Linked DNA regions of Homo sapiens: region 1 is linked to region 2. A link is a loop called in an ENCODE intact Hi-C map of the cell type or tissue named here. Cell type or tissue: ascending aorta. All regions are shown on one strand. Each heading gives the region's core, and the rest is flanking DNA. Links, peaks and the distances in the headings are about the cores only. Region 1 overlaps ROBO2 (roundabout guidance receptor 2). Region 2 overlaps ROBO2 (roundabout guidance receptor 2).

Evidence for each region. A loop is a pair of places that touch in the nucleus more often than their neighbours do. Peaks named below come from ENCODE experiments on the same cell type or tissue, not always from the same donor. Only the 100,000 strongest peaks of a DNase experiment are listed, where the experiment ranks them.
Region 1: it touches region 2 in a loop (2.0-fold over the local background); 2 of 110 quality-filtered maps call a loop at or near these places.

The regions. Positions count from the first base shown.
Region 1 is chr3:77,463,351-77,466,274 of GRCh38, reverse strand. The region is part of intron 2 of ROBO2 (roundabout guidance receptor 2); the gene reads right to left. Among named protein-coding and RNA genes, the nearest start is that of ROBO2, 420 kb to the right of the region's middle. In ascending aorta, for the core only: no CTCF peak of the experiment used is centred there; no DNase peak of the experiment used is centred there; H3K27ac peaks cover 1,133 bases.
Region 2 is chr3:77,319,400-77,322,323 of GRCh38, reverse strand. The region is part of intron 2 of ROBO2 (roundabout guidance receptor 2); the gene reads right to left. Among named protein-coding and RNA genes, the nearest start is that of ROBO2, 280 kb to the right of the region's middle. In ascending aorta, for the core only: a CTCF peak has its summit at 1,582 (motif pointing right); no DNase peak of the experiment used is centred there.

The sequences.
Region 1 (2,924 bases), core at 205-2,704, 140 kb before region 2:
GGCACTACACTATCATGAATTTTGCTGAATTAGATCCAATTTGACATCCTATATTCTTCAAGAAATGTTCTACTTGATTACTACATGACAAGAGACTTGAAATGTATCCTAATTCAGAACGTATCATATTGATTTTTAAATTCACTGATTAAAAATAGCTCTATCACTTTTCTACTCTATCCCAATCCCAGTAACCTTCTTTTCTTTTGCTACTAAATGAATTCCAAATGCAGTAGTTAACATTCAGCAATCTCATTACCCATCTACCATAAATCTTCAAAAGCATCACCATCTTCTGACAGTTCAGCAGGAGAAGAGGAAGCAAGGAGCATATCCAAGTACTTTTTATACATGCAAATATCCTAAATACCAAATTTAAATTATCTCAGAAAACTCATATTACACCATTGACAGTGATTGGAGAACAATGTGCTTGAAGATGTTTGTTTACTTATGAAAAGCACAGTTTCTTACATTCCTAAAGACAAACTGATATCAAACAACAGATACTGAGTATCTTTTTAAGGTATAAGTAATACTGAGTTCTCATGAAGAGAATTAATTATATGTGTGTTTTACCCAAAAGTATGTAAATATTTTAAAACTCATGGATGCTTTAATCAAACCTTCACATCTTAGCTGAAACTGGAAAGAAGCCTTCTTCAGTAGAGTTTTAATAAAATCCTTCTTTTCCTCTGATACACACTGGAGTCACCTTGACCATCCATAGAGTATGTGCTCAGCAGTAAGAAAACAAATAGTACTGCCTTCTGAGTCTCTAGCTATATATCTATTCCCTGGGCTACCCTGTTTCTCCTAGCCTGAGGACTTACTACACTTTCATTCTCAGAATGCTTGGAGATAAAAAATAATCATAGCCATTTCCTTTCTGTGCAGAGAGGAAGCAAATCTCTACATTGTAGTTACTACTTACTTAGCTGCATGAGATGGTTTGAGTTTCTCTCCCTGGGATGGTACCAAACTTGATAAATAAGATTTACCAGAAAGTCTACGAAACCTCCATTATTTTGACATGATCGAGGCACTTCATTATGCCATATTACTAAAATTCACAAACTGCCTTAATCTCTTTTTGGCTTTTTTCATGCACCATATTAACCTTACTCCCTCTAAAAACTGTCTACAAATAGTAAAATTAGAACCTTGTTTTCTCGGTACTCTTGATGAACAAATTACGGCTGTTGTGAATGTAGGGCAAGTTGTCTAAAGTGTCAGCAACAACAACCAAAAAATCTGAAGTTGGCAAATGGGATAATTTTTGAAATAAATTAGTGGATACTAAATACTCAAATGTTATATACAGATTCAGTAATTTCTAATGCACATGTTTAATACTGCCCTTGACATATTTTCCCCATATTTAGTTAAAGGAAAGACCTTTGCTTTAGAGGGCTAGGGCCTTATGACAAATGTCTTCAATATATCACTGGAGAACCAATCACTGAAGTTGCTCTCAGTTGATAAAAGTGCTGGATATGAAGTATGGACTAACAGACTTTTCATTTTCCTTCTAATATCCCAAGTAGCAAAGGAGGAAATGCATTCATTCATTCTGAAATTAAAAAAAAATCTTCAACATTACCTAAGAATTGGATAACTTTCTATTTTACCTTCCAAACTAACACTTTTGAAATCCTAAGGAAGTACTATTAATAATTATTGCAGGACAGTTCCAGGAAATTCAGGCTGAATAGTCCCCTTCCTCCCCCTGTAACTCTAAGTAGTCTAGCCTCTAAAATTGTCTCTACAGCCTCTTCTTTGTCACTTCAATCATAATATTCAACCCACATTTCCTCAGGCCTTTCTTCAGGTCCTGAAATGTAACACGCTCTTTTCTTTTTTTAGGGCCTAAACACAGTTTGTTCTCTATTTCTGGAATGCACTCGAAATCCCCTCCACCATATGCCAGTTCCTCTTAGGGACTTGGAACTCCCATTTAACAAGTGTTTATGGAGCTACTACTATTTGGCAGGAAGGCAACACAGCACTGTGGTAAAGATAATGGGCTTAGTCAGATGGCCTCGGTTGTCTCTGTTCTGCTACTTTTATTATCCAGATGATTATCTACTTTTATTATTAAATTATTACAGGTCCTTCAGCCATTTTAGCTTCAGCTTTTTCATCTGTAAAATGAAGGTTTAAAAAAAGCCTTTGTCTTTGGTTTGTTATGAAGCCTGAACAAATGATCTTTGTAAAGTACAGTGAAAAGTAAAGGAAGTAGTTCATAAAAGAATCACTGTTATTAGGAATTAGAAGTAGTATAGTAAACAAGAAAGACTTTGAATTTTACTTCTGCATCTGATCTTCAATGAGTTTAATGGCTGTCAATTTTTAATTCCTTTGACTATCAAATAGTTAATGATCTTCAAGAGGACAGGCATGGTGGCTGACGCCTATAATCCCAGCACTTTGACAGGCCACGAGGTCGGGGGATCCCTTGAGCTCAGGAGTTCGAGACCATTTTGGGCAACATGGTGAAACCCCATCCCCACCAAAAATACAAAAATTAGCCAGGCGTAATGGTGTGCGCCTGTAGTCACAGCTACTTTGGAGGCTGAGGTGGGAGGATTGCTTGAGCCCAGGTGGTCAAGGCTGCAGTGAAACATGATTGCACCACTGCACTCCAGTCTGGGCAACAGAGTGATACTCTGTCTCAAGAAAACTAATAATAATAATAACAATAATAATAATAATCTTCAATAACCCTGTCCCATATATAAAATTTTTCAGGCCTTAATGTCTTGGGGTCAATCAATTACTATGCAATTGCTAAAAGCGATCATCGCTATGAATAAGCGAGTAGGGATTTATATATAATATAATTCTAAAAACAAACACATTTAGAGGTACTATTTTATGTTATACAGTACTAATATCCATGGTTCTTCCCAATCTAAAAGTAT
Region 2 (2,924 bases), core at 217-2,716:
CATTATAGATTTTTTTCCAGTCATACAATACAGTGTCAAACATAATTCCTTCCAAGGAACACTATGTTTGGTAGGAAGTCAAAGAAGCACAAAAACATCATTTCATTCGGTTATTCTAGACTATCTTGTGTTTTGTGAATAAGTCTATTATTTATAAGATTATTCATAGTCACGTGTGGAGCCTGGGGAACCAAACCTCATATTCTCTCATTTGATTATTTATTATGGTATAAAACAGTGCCTGCTTAGGACTTGCTCTAGCAAAGTTATTAACAACAAGTCTCCCTCAGCTCTCTCCATTTAAGCCTTCCATACTTGAAGCCCTGTTATCTCCTGATTGCTCAGAACCACTTCCCATGGTGCTATGTGCATGGAAAATACCCGTGCACTGTGCCCAAACTCTTGATCATTTACACTTATCTTCTGTACTTAACTGTCCTTTCATCCGTCTCAAACAAAGGGCCACTTTGTCCTTGGTGTACTCTCTTAGTTTGTTGTACATATTTCCATTAGTACTCATCTCTTTGCACAGTTCTCGGTTCACTTGCCGCTTGCCCGTCTTAGTTGTCCTTGTATTTCCTGCACATTGTCTAAATTATAGCTCATTCTTGGCATTGCTTAAATCCTTTTGTAGTGGTTACATGAATGTGAACGAATAAGTTCAAGTTAAAACTGTAACACTCAACTAATCTCTAGTGCCCTTTAAATTCTAATACTTAAATTTTAACTATCTAGTGATTCTATCGCCTCTCTCTAAAATTTTTCCAGTATCAAACTTTTCTTTTTTCTTTTTTTCTTCTTTTGAGACAGGGTCTCTCTCTCTGTCACTCAGGCTGGAGAGTGAAGTGGCATAATCACAGCTCACTGCAGCTTCGAACTCCTGGGCTCAAGTGATCTTCCTATCTCAACCGCCCAAGCAGCTGGAACCACAGGTGTGTGCCATCATGCTCGGCTAATTTCTTAATATTTTGTGGAGATGGGGTCTCCCTGTGTTGCCCAGGCGGATCTTGAACTCCCAGGCTCAAGTAATCCTCCCACCTTGACCTCTTAAAGTGCTGGGTTTAAAGGCATGAGCCACTGTGCCCAGCCTAAAATATTTCTAATACACAGAGAAGTACAGCAATATGCCCACCACCCAAATTTATGCGATACTTTATAATTCCTTCACACTCCTTTGATAAATTATGGACAGATAGAAAGTCCGGCATGAGGAGGTAACCGCTTGAGTTAACTCCGACCCAATAAATTATGAAAAAAATCTAAAACCCCTTTATTAACTATCTTCTTAGTCAACTAGAATCCTTTCATCTGGAATTGTGTGTTGTATGTGTGGGATTACTGAAGAACAAAATGGACAGTAAAGTACCTTGCCTACTTTGCATACCTAAGATTATGAATTTGGTAACTGAAAAGATTTCTAAACTTTTTAGGAAACTCGATTTTAGTTGCAAGCCACATTCATTAAAATGTGTGATATGTACATTACACATATCAGATAATGTTTTAAAAAGAGATAACAAAAAATATATTTTTTTAAATCGCTTGTAGTCTACAAGTGAAGTACCAGTTTTTGCCACTAGAGGGAAGCTACCTTCAAACGCAACAAAAGTTTTTTTTCTTTTTTCTTTTTCTTTTTTTGCCTGTAGTTCAACAAGTCCTCTCCCTTGTCTGGTCAGATATTTGGCCAACATACAAATCAGTACCTTTCATCAACAATAAATGTAATGACAATGTTTAATTAAATAAGAGCCCTTCTTTTTTTTTTTAAGAGCTAGAAAGAGAAACAAAGAACCATATAACTGGCAACTGCAATTTGCGTCCCTCTAGAGGCAAAAGGAAATCTATAATTTGCCTTGAGAAAGTGGGAAAAGATCAAGAGGCAAAGACAGAAGCAGCGCCAAAGTGCAATCTTATTCCTTTACCATCTGTCACAATCACTGTCATTCCCCAAAGGCCATGTTTAAAAATGAGACAAGAGAGGGCTCCTAAGAACTTGAAAATGGTCAGAGCTCTGAATCACACTGAAATATTAAAACTCAACAATACCAGCCAGCAATTGCTAGAAATCAAGAGTAAAAATGTCTTCCAGTATAAGGCCATGGTGGGGAGAGGAGTTTTAAAACAAGAGGGTAGAGGGTAAGAGAAAGAAAATGATCCCCACATAAGCCTTTAGAAATCTATTTCATGAATGGTGGCTGAATGTCTTGAAGTTTATTTACTTGGTGTAATGAATTAAAATATGCAGCTGCAATTTCAAGAATTATTATACTACCATGATTTGAACAGGTGAATTCATATTCCATGTGATAAATTTCGAATTGTTCAGCTGTTGTATAGCAACAAAAATCAATCAGGCATACAATTGCAGCTGATAAGTCATGGATTGACCACGTTGTTATCTTTTTGGGTTTTTAGGCTCTCTACCACTTGGGGGCAGACTGAACAACAACAGAAAAGGAGGACCAATAGCATAAGCAACTTTCTCAACAGAGTTTCTAAGTGCATTTTCAAATATGAAAGGGTGAATGGAAGCCACCCAACATCCATTAAAATCTGTTTCATATATACCTGGAGAATGCAGACATTATGACATAGCCAGAGTGTCATTTGAATAAGTTCATATTGAAGTTTCATATGAAAAAAGGCATGTTCTATATTGACGTTATTGATAATGGAAAAAGATACAAAAGCGTCTTCTTTGTTATTTTCCTTTCCTCTTCAGAGGCTTCAATTGAAGCTGTCTTACTCATAGCACACTCAATTGTAGTATAAAGTTTCCAGCCAATGGTCCTCAAAAGGACAAATTCTAATGACCAGACAAAGGCCTAGACTACTTAGATATTCAATGTTGTTCTGTCAATCAGCATGAGCAATTGGGTTATCAGTTTGCAGAAACTTTAAAAAGGCCCAAAGACAAATTCTAA